Regions from separate parts of the Homo sapiens genome. Here region 2 is linked to region 1. A link is a contact called in ENCODE Hi-C data. All regions are on one chromosome and are shown on one strand. Each heading gives the region's core, a stretch centred on a gene start or an enhancer-like site at or near the end of the contact. The rest is flanking DNA. Distances are from core to core; before and after follow the strand shown. Region 1 has its middle 180 kb from the start of BET1. Region 2 has its middle 40 kb from the start of PEG10.

Evidence for each region. A loop is a pair of places that touch in the nucleus more often than their neighbours do. Pooled maps may share reads with other maps.
Region 2: a map of MCF 10A shows a loop between it and region 1 (6-fold over the local background). The contact joins two enhancer-like sites. A Hi-C loop is called at or near these places in 2 of 168 maps with a recorded cell type or tissue (MCF 10A and endothelial cell of umbilical vein) and 2 of 50 pooled maps.

The regions. Positions count from the first base shown.
Region 1 is chr7:94,179,976-94,185,298 of GRCh38, forward strand. No RefSeq gene overlaps it. Among named protein-coding and RNA genes, the nearest start is that of BET1, 180 kb to the left of the region's middle. Within about 2 kb of position 3,561, at least 10 of the 41 ENCODE cell types and tissues checked have a DNase peak (open chromatin) inside an H3K27ac peak, as active enhancers do; they include endothelial cell of umbilical vein, where a contact is called at or near this core.
Region 2 is chr7:94,693,177-94,698,726 of GRCh38, forward strand. It overlaps the pseudogene RPS3AP25. Among named protein-coding and RNA genes, the nearest start is that of PEG10, 40 kb to the left of the region's middle. Within about 2 kb of position 4,300, at least 7 of the 41 ENCODE cell types and tissues checked have a DNase peak (open chromatin) inside an H3K27ac peak, as active enhancers do; they include endothelial cell of umbilical vein, where a contact is called at or near this core.

The DNA.
Region 1 (5,323 bases), core at 2,311-4,810:
GTTGACCTTCCAGTGTCAAGGCATCTTGGTTCTAGAAAACCATAAAACACTGCCACGGGCCCTCACTTCTCTTTGGTCCAACTAAGTGACCCATCTGTATGAAAATACACAAGTGGGCAGGGGTAGGGAGAGACTGAAAGCTGTTCTATCTTTCCCATACTCAGAAGAACACTGGGTTGGCTTTATGCATTAGTTTAATATTTGCTACTGTAATAAATTACACAAATGTCGAATCTTAAAAGAATACAAATTATCTGACAGTTCTCTAGGTTAGAAGTCCAACAAGAATCTCATTGGACTAAAATCAACATGGTGGCAGGGCCAGGTTCCTTTCTGGAGTCTCTGCCTCTTTCCTCCACTTCTAAGAACTCTTGTGATAACATTGGACCACCAGGATAATCCAGAATAATCTCTTTAAAGGCCAGCTGATTAGCAACTTTAATTCCATCTGCAACCTTAAATCTCCTTTGCCATACAAGCTAACATAGGTAGAGCTTCTGGGAATTAAGTCACAAACATCTTTGGAGGCTATTATTCTGCTTACCACACTCTCGTTTAGGACTCACACATGAAGAATAAGGCCCATCATTCGAGAAGGAGCAAAGGCAATATGAGGCTGTCTCCAAAAGGGAGAATTCTTGGAGCAGAAGCTTGAAGCCAGAGCATCTCTACTCTCCCCTTCCCATCCCTCCTCCTCTCATGTAAGACTGTAAGGTGATATTTTAGCCAAGAGTATTCTTATAGAGGCAGAAACCCAGAGAAAAGAAAGGATGTCATTCAGTTGGAGGCAGGTAGAGTTGCGAGTAGCTACTTGAAACCAGGGCAGATCATTTAGAGAGCTAATCTTTCTCACCAGTTAATAGTCGTTGCTATTTATCTTTCAGGGTCTTGTAGAGATCCAGTGAGATAGTGGATGCAAAGTGATTAGCATACTGCCTTATCCCTTTCTGGACTGCCCCATTTGTGTAGGTTTGTTATTGGTTTCAGACCTGTCCAAGGACAATCAATCAATCAATCAATAAAAGATGTTTCTGTAGTATTTGTTTCCCAGAATTTTAGTGATGGAAAAGAGAGAGCAGGATTTAAATCCCTGGTTCATAGGCAATAAACTATAAAAATTGTTAATTGATTACATTGACTCAGGACTTATTTATTTGGGCATCTTTATTGACATTTGAGAGGATACCAAAAAGAAAAAAAGTTTTTCTATACACTTAAAGAAAGTTCCCTGGCAAAACAAATGTGCATAATTTTTAGGAAAGGCTGCATGTCATGAAAACAGGTGTTTAATCATAATTCTTACTGGCATGCATCTAAAATTAAATCATGCAGAGTTAGTAATGTTAAAAACCATAATATTCTTCAATTATTATAATAATATGTTACCTTAAGCAAATGTGCTACAAGTTCCAAAGCACATCAATTTACATTAGTTCACCTTAAATGCAGGTATAGTTCTTGCCCCAACATCATTTCCAGTTGGCTCCTAAATTGGTTTATTTATGCTACTTAGCCCTTGGAATTAATCAACCATTCTGTCTTGAATTTACCTAAACAAATAGAGCATTCCTGATATAATTAGTCCAGATAGTATGGAGTAATATGGGATTTAACATGAAAAATACATATTTTCCTAGGAAATGTCAGACTTTTCAGAATACACCTTCCACCCCTCCTCATTTAACATTTTATGATATATTCTACAGGCCAGGCATGGTAGCTCATGCCTGTAATCCCAGCACTTTGGGAGGCTGAGGCAGGCAGATCACTTGAGGTCAGGAGTTCCAAACCAGCCTGGCCAATGTGGTGAAACCCCGTCTCTACTAAAAATAGAAAAATGAGCCAGGCATAGTGGCTTATGCCTGTAACCCCAGCTACTGGGGAGGCTGAGGAAAGAGCATCACTTGAATCCAGGAGGCGGAGGTTGCAGTAACCTGAGATCGTGCAGTTGCACTCCAGCCTGGGTGACAGAGTGAGACTCTGTCTCAAAAATATATATAATAATAAATGCTACAATTCCTAATTCGATAAAAGTTCTACACAACATCTGTGCTCACAGACTTAGAATTTTTGAAGGCAGGGTAAGAATTTGCTGTGATATTGCTAACTCCACTTGCTAGAATAGGAATCCTCTAACAGGGACTTTATAGACAATGAACCATAAGGGACATTGGCTCTGCTGAACCAGCTTACCACTGACTGTGACTGCCTCTTTCAGCATGGAGCTGATGGAACAGACTCCTCTCTGTGAGTCACAGTTGAGCTGAGCTGGACTCGGATCCTATGACCAACCTGTAACATGAGTTCAGCTTCTTTTCCCCTAACCCAAGAACAGTCAGTATGATGCTGCAGCTCTCTTACTCTCCATCATTAATGCTCTGTATATATTCACAAAATACACACATGGAATCTGTGTCACACACATTTTTCCTGTATGAGGAAAAATGACTGGATGTGAGGAAGACAGATGGAGTGGGAATGAGGAACCAAGGTTTCCTGCTTCTTGTTGAATCTGAGCTCTTCTTTGAGTTGTACCAGTGTAAGGAATATTTTAAATCCATTTTGTCAGAAAGTATTCACTCTGTACTCAGAAGGAATATCTCAGAATGCCACTGTCTAACAGCGTCATACCCGGTCTTACAAGGGTGAAGTCTAGACAATCATACATTACAATTTAAAGGATTTAAATAATCACTTAAAATAATGTTTCACAAATGGCCAACATGAATGCTAAGTTTACTAGCAAACTAGACATCTTATTTTTTAAATTACCTTAACATTTAAAATTCTGAATAGCTTATACAAAAGACACTTAGACTACTGGATAATGTTGCTAATTGTGTCTCTTGTCCTGTTGCAATAGCTGAATTCTTACAAATACTATGTCTAAGTTATGAGCACATTACAAACATGCATACACACATGTGAATGTGCACATACACGGTTTTTCGTAATGGCATTTCCCTCAGCCATTAGTTTGTCATATGGACCAAAGTATTCAATTTCACATGAAGTGGGATCTACAGGTAACTATTCAGAAATTTTCTCATCAGTCCCTAGTATAATCTCCTTAAACAACATAAAAGATTACACCTAAAATACATTTATTTTTAGAATAACTATTTACCTCTAGACCGTTCAGATGTAGCCAGTAACAATGTTTTTCTATCTCCCCTATTTAAACTTACTTGATAATGGAGTGTCATACTATAGTGTTGTTTTTAATTTTTTTAATTAAAGTGAGAACTCTATTGTAGAGAGTTTTCTAAAAACACTTAAAGTCAATAAGCTGATACATATTTTCCCAGGATCTGCTCTGAAAATGTATAACAAACAGGAAAGTCAGCCTGAGAGACATAAACAAGTCACCAGCCTCACCCAGTGACCCTTGACAGGGCCAAGAATGGACCTCCGGCTCTGGGGTCCAGTCCTGCTCACCACTTGGTGCTGCTGCCCTCTGCTCTTTTGTTTCTAATAAAGTTTAAGACACTTCCTGTCTAAATCACATGTGGTTATAGTTCCATGATCCCCATAGTAACACTGAAAGAGAAAAGAAAGTGAGTAGACTCTGCTAAAAGTCAACCAGGATGTTAGAAATTCCTCTCCACTGACTAATCATCTTTCTGCTATTGAACCTTCCTGTCTTTAAGAAATCCTATTTGCGTCACACCATAAGTGAAATTCCAGACAGTTAGGCCTTTCACAATGAAACAAAAAAAAAAACTTAGAAGGGGCAGAAGGCATTCATGTGAAAGTCTGCTGTTTATCAGTGTAATTCTGGAGTTGTGATTTTTTTGGTCAAATTCCCTGGCACCTAAATAGGCAATTTGAGAATAGCATTTGTTCTCACCAAACTACTATTTGCACACACAATCTTTGTACAAGGTATTTTTTAAAACTGTCTAAATCTAAGTTTGTTGAATAAAATATTGTTTGAAGTTGATAGAATTTCAGCTGAAGGCTGATTATCATTTTGTTACATTGGAAACTTTTTTCGTAACAGTTTTATTGTGATAAAGTTCATATACCATAAAATGTAGCCATTTAATGTGTACAATTCAATTGTTTTAGTATATTCACAGAATTGTGCAACTGTTACCACAATCAGTTTCAGCAAATTCTAATTACCCGAAAAGAAAACCTTGTACCCTTTAGCTATCACTCCACAATTGCCTCACAACAATCAACAACCTCCCCTGCCTCCACTGTAAACAATCACTCATCTACTTTCTGTCTCTAAAAAGTTGCCCCTCTGGACGTTTCACATAAATAGACTAGTATAATACATGGTCTTTTCTGACTATATTATTTCCTTTTTTAAAATTTTTAAACGCTTTTATTTTAGGTTCAGAGTCCATGTGCAGGTTTGTTATATGGGGAAAATTGTGCCATGGGAGTTTGTTGTACAGATTATTTCATTACCCAGGTACTAAGCCTACTACCCAATAGTAATCTTTTTTCTGTTCATCTCACTCCTCTGATCCTGCACCCTCTGGTATGTCCCAGTGTCTCTTGTTCCATTCTTTGTGTCCATGGGTTCTCATCATTTAGCTGCCACTTATAAGTGAGAACATGTGATATTTGGTTTTTGTTCCCACATTAGTTTGCTAAGGATAATGGCTTCCAGCTCCATTTATGTCCCTGCAGAGGACATGATCTCCTTCATTTTTATGGCTTCAGAGTATTCCATGGTGTATATGTACAACATTTTCTTTATCCAGTCTACCAGTGATGGGCATTTAGGTTGATTCCATGTCTTTGCTATTGTGAATAGTGCTGCAATGAACATACTTATGCATGTGGATCTTTATGACAGAATGATTTCTATTCCTTTGGATATATTCCCAGTAATGGGATAGCTGGATCAATTGGTAGTTCTGTTTTCAGCTTTTCAAGGAATTGCCAACTGCTTTCCATAATGGTTGAACTAATTTACACTCCCACCAACAGTGTATAAGCATTCCCTTTTCTCGACAACCTCTCCAGCATCTGTTATTTTTTATTTTTGATAATAGCCATTCTGACTGGTGTGAGATTCTATCTCATCGTTGTTTTGATTTGCATTTCTCTAATGATCAGTGATATTGAGCTTTTTTCATATGCTTGTTAGCCTTCTGTGTCTTCTTTTGAAAAGTGTCTGTTCTTGTTCTTTGCCCGCTTTCTAATGGGGTTGATTTTTTTCTTGTAAATTTAATTTCCCTATTGATGCTGGACATTAGACTTGTCAGATGCGTAGTTTGCAGATATTTTCTTCCACTCTGTAGATTGACTGTTTACTCAGTTGATAGTTTCTTTTGCTGTGCAGAAGCTCTTTAGTTTAACT
Region 2 (5,550 bases), core at 3,050-5,549, 510 kb after region 1:
TTTCTTCTTTAGCTACTGATGGCTGATTATATTAATCAGTTTTTGAATGTTGAATCAGTGCGCAGAACTGGAATAAATCCTACTTGGCTGTGTTTTACAATTATTCTCATAGATTTTTTTTCAATTTGCTGATTTGGTTTTGAGAATTTGTCATCTCTGTAGTGAGAGATTGTGATTTGTAGTTTTTTACTGAAAGCTATCTTTTATAATATTTTTATTTGGTTTAGGTATTAGGATAATGCTGGCCTCATACAATGAGTTAGAATGTGTTCCTCTGGTTCTATTTTCTGGAAGAGATTGTAGAAAATTCATATAATTTCTTCTTTAATTGTTCCATAAGATTCACTGGTGAAATCATCTGGAACTGATGTGTTCTGTTTTGGAAGGTTATTAATGATTAATTAATTTTCTTAATAGACGTACACTCATTTAGTTTATTTATTTCTCCTTGTGTGAGTTTTGGGAGTTTGTGTCTTTCAGGGAATTGGCCCAGTACTGATAATAATCAGTAGTGATGGCCCTGTTTTTATGTCGGATATTGGTAACTTGTGTCTTTTTTCTTGGTTATCTTGGTTAGAAGTTTATCAAATTTACCAATTTTTTTTTTTTTAAAGAGCTTTTGGCTTTACTGATTTTTTCTACTACTTTATTCTTTTCAATGTCATTACTTTCTGCTTTCAGTTTTAGTATTTATTTTCTTCTGATTTCTTTAGGTATAAATTGCTCTCCTTTGTCTAGTTTCCTGAGCTCGGATTATTGATTTTAGGTTTTCTTCTTTTCTAATAAAGGCATTTAATTTTAAATTTCCTTCTAAACACTGTTTTTTCTGCATTCCACAAATTTGAAAAATTTTCATTTTCATTTCATTTCATTTAGTTATAAATAATTTTATAATTTTTATTGAAGTTTCTTTCTTATTCATTTGTTACTTATTTATTTATTTATTTATTTAGAGATGGAGTCTCGCTCTGTCGCCCAGGCTGGAATGCAGTGGTACGATCTCAGCTCACTGCAACCTCTGCCTCCTGGGTTTAAGGGATTCTCCTGCCTCAGCCTCCTGAGTAGCTGGGACTACAAGTGCGTGCCACCACGACTGGCTAAGTTTTTGTATTTTTAGTAGAGACAGGGTTTCGCCATGTTAGCCAGGATGGTCTCAATCTCCCGACCTCGATCTGCCCGCCTTGGCCAATCATGTGTTATTTAGATGGGTGTTGTTTAATCTCCAAACATTTGGGAATTCTCCAGTTATTTTTCTTTTACTGATCTAGTTGAATTCTATCATGGTCTGAGAGCATATTTTGTATGATTTCTATTCTTTGCAAGTTTTTAAGGTGGTGTTTTATGACCCAGATTGTGGTCCACCTTGGCAAATGTTCTATGTGAACTTGAGAAGAATGTATATTTAGCTGTTATTGGATAGAGTATCCTGTAATTGTCAGTTAGATCACATTGATTGATAGTGCTATTCTGGTCAATTATAGTCTTACTAATTTTCAACCTGCTTGATCTATGCATTATTAACCTTCTGCTAACAGATGAATTCTCCACATCTAATAGTGGATCTATCTATTTCTTTTTACAGTTCTATCAGTTTTTGCCTAATGTACTTTGATGGTCTGTTCTTAGTTAGCTGCACACACACTGATTGTTATGTATTTTTAGAGAATTGATGCCTTTACCATTGCATAATGCATGCCTTTATTCCTAATAATTTTTTTCTGAAGGTTACTTTTTTCCTGAAATCAAAATAACTACTCTAGCTTTTTCCTTTTTTCTTTCTTTCTTCTTTTTTTTTTTTTTTTTTTCACAAATAGCACTTTTTATTTGCCACCATTTGAAGTCTGAACTTTAAACAGATTCTTGGACTGGTGGTTCATATCCCTCAGCTCGTTCAACTTTAGCACCTGTCTCATCCCCAATGGCTTTTCCAGAACTACTGCTGTCACCATGAAGCTCCATGAGCTTTCCCAATTCAAACTTGGGCTTCTTCAGCATTTTTACTTTTCTAACGAAGACATCATGGAGAGGATAAATAGATTGGCAAGCCTTTTCTATGTCTTTTCCAATGCTGTCTGGAATCAATTTGTTGACGACTTCTTTCAAGTCATTTGTCTGCACCTCTCAGGTCATGATTTCCATCATCTTCTTTTGGATTTGGCGGACCTGTTGGTGCTGAGCATAAGAGGTCTTCTGTATCTGATTGTTGTGTTTTTTAGTAAAACCAACACAGAACAGATGAAGCAAGTAACCATCGGTAGTCTTGACATCAATGTGAGCTTCAATCTTGTCTGCCATTTTTTGACCATGGAACACATTTTGTCATGGGTAAGATCCATGCCATGAAAGTTAGTCAGGCAGTTTTTGCCCCGAACATCTTCAGTAATCAGCTTGAATTTTCTAAATGCAACTTCATCATTCTGCAAATCAGCAAGACTCACTTCAAACACATGACCCTTGAGACCATCAGATGCAATTTTGGTTCCTTGGGTCCTGGTGATGGCGTCTTTCCAATATTTCTTATATTGAACATAGCAAGTGCTTTCACATCATACCAATCTTTCTTAGAAAATTGATCAATCACTTTCTTCTTGGCTCCCTTTTTGCTGCCTTTCATAAAGCACTTGTTCTTGCCAACTGCCATGGTGCTGGTCAGAGCCAAAAGGCTTTTTAATTTTTTTTTAGACAGAGTCTTATTGTCTGCAGTACAGTGGCACAATCATGGCTCACGGTAGCCTCAACTTTCTGAGCTTAAGTGATCCTCCCACTTCAGCCTCCTAAGTAGCTGGGACCACAGGCACACACCAATATGCCTGGCTGATTTTCAAATATTTTACAGAGACATGGTCTCCCTATGTTCCCCAAGCTGGTCTTGCACTTCTGGGCTCAAGGAATCCTCCCACCTTGGCCCTCCTAAAGTGCCGCTTTCTTTTCTTTTTATTAGTGTTAGCATAGTCCATCTTTCTTATTATTTTAGTTTTACTCTGTGTCTTCATATTTAAGGTGGCTTTCTGGTAAGCAGTGTTTAGTTGGGTTTTGATATTTTATCCGCTCTGACATATCTGTCTTTTAATTGGTGCATTTAGACCATTCACATTTTAAATGGTTACTGATATAGTTTGGCTAACATCTACCTTGTTTATAATTGTTTTCTATTTATTCCACTTATTTTTTGTTCCTTTCTCTTCCCTCTTTTTCTGTCTTGCCTGGTTTTAATTGAGCATTTTATAATTCTCCATTATCTCATCCTTTAGCATATTAATTATACTTCTTTGTAAAAATAATTGAGTAAGGACTGCCCTAGAGTTTTCAATATTAATTTTTAACTAATCAAATTTACCTTTAAATAGCAAGAGAGATGGGGAAGACAACTTTCTGGCCTTTATCTTGGTGAGACTCATGAGAAATTTTTCAAACATAGTAAGGATGTTCAAAATTGCTGAGCAGCCACAAAGAACACAAAATCTACTACATATTTTTCTTAACTACTTTTTCTCCTATTTTTCACCTCCTTGCTTAGTTCCTAAAACAGTTAATTTCTTTCTACTTTGTCTTCCAGTCATTAAGTCATTCTACAAATACGTCATTTATCTTCAGTCCAACCATTGAGTTCTTTTTCAAAAATATCCTTGTGTCATGTTTTTGATTTCTAAGAATGCTCTCTTTTTCTGATAGTTCCATTTTTTGTATGCAATAACCTTTCAAATCTATTTGGAAGTATTAATTACAAATTATTTAAGGAATATGTTTCTTTTTTCTCTGTATTTTTGTATTCATTTTAGTGTCCCTCACTAAAATTTGCTCTTGGTTTTCCTCAAAATGTCTGGCAAATTTTGTATTCACATTTATAAATGAAAGACTTGCCTCACCATTGTGGGTGTCATGGGGCTCCCTGGCCATTTTCAAGCCTTCTTTACTATAGAGAACTACCCCTTGAAAGAGAGTTGTAACTTTAGAGCTCCATAAGTGTGACAGGGAAAAACTTACAGGAATGCTTCTTGCCAGGAAAAAAAAGGGCAGCTGTTTTTGAAAGGCCCATAGATAAAAAGCAAAGAGATAATCTACAGACTTTCCTCAAATGGTGAAATAAGAAAAGTGTGAGTGTGGCCCAACTCTTAGCATGGAGCTGCAATGTCCTTGTCATTTTCTTGATGTCCATTCTAACGGTCAAATTTTACCTTTTTGCCTTACTCCAGTTCAGGAGTTCATGCTAAGGCTTCATTTTCTGAGTCAAAAATTCTACTTTATTTAATTCTTCTAACATGATTTAGCCTGCAGGCTAAAGAATAGTCAAGTTGGGACTGGCCCAACTGTTGCACAATTCTTCAGTGAATTGACTCACTATTTGACCCATGACCAGCTCCCATTACTAACCCTGCTGACTCAATGCTTTGCATTTCACTATGGTTTCTAGCACTAATCCTGCTAACTACTGTATGTTTTTAAGAAATTTCTCCAATTTTAAGTATAATAATGACACTGCTTTGTCTCCAGTGCTGCTATAGATTTTTTTATTCATGAATCACTTCTGTTTTTCAAGGTGATTTTATGAATAAAAGGAAATACTGTATCATCTTGTTTGGTGACAACATTTGTCTTTTTCTACCACACAATGGGTGAATAATCCACTGGGTAAAATGGTAATTTTCAGGCTAGCTGAGACTAAATAAAATAAACAATGATGCATTGCTGTGATCAAAAACTCAGCTTTTTCATTGGTATATTTGGAATCTGTGTTTGTGCAAATGAATCCTTAGGCATAGGCATTTTTACCATGATACTTTAAAAATGCAAATTATTATGTGATGTTTGTACAATTCATTTCAGTACTTCTGCTTAGAAATTGTTTTCTTAGCCCTTTTCTGAATGAGATATATGTTCATTAACATTAAAACATACATTAACATAAACATATATTTTCATATGAAGATAAAAATATTAATGTGGTTATTCCAGAAGGTAGAATTTAGAGCGATGTTGATATTTTTGCTTTTAGATTGTGTTTTCTAAATTTTCTACAATAAACATGTACGTAACTTGAAGGAGGACTTTTAAAAATAAATGTATTTGCTTTTTTTTTTCGGTTTGCTAGACAAATATTATACCATGCCCACGGCTACCAAGAGAAGTAGTCACAAAGAGCAGCAAATTTAAGAAGCAAAAATTTAAAAAGCATAAACAGCCTTATGTATACTGATTGCATAAAGATTTCTGTGTGTATACCATTGTATAGAATGCAAGTTTAAAACTGCATGTATTATTTCTTCTGTGCTGTTTCCTGCCAGCTGTTGACCTTGAAAACAACATATTATTGAGATGACTCATGAGAACCAGTGTGAAATAGGACATTTTACTGCTAGAAGTTCTCCTTCTCCTCAGACTGTAGTTTGGCAGTACTGTATAAAGGCAGAACAAAGTTGTAAAAGCTGAGATTAGAAATTAGTCGTGTTAGCACACCTTAACCATAATTTTGTTAGGATGTGCAACAAAAGAATCAATGTTAACTATTTACTCAACAGTAACATTTATTATGCAGAAGAAATATGTGTTCAC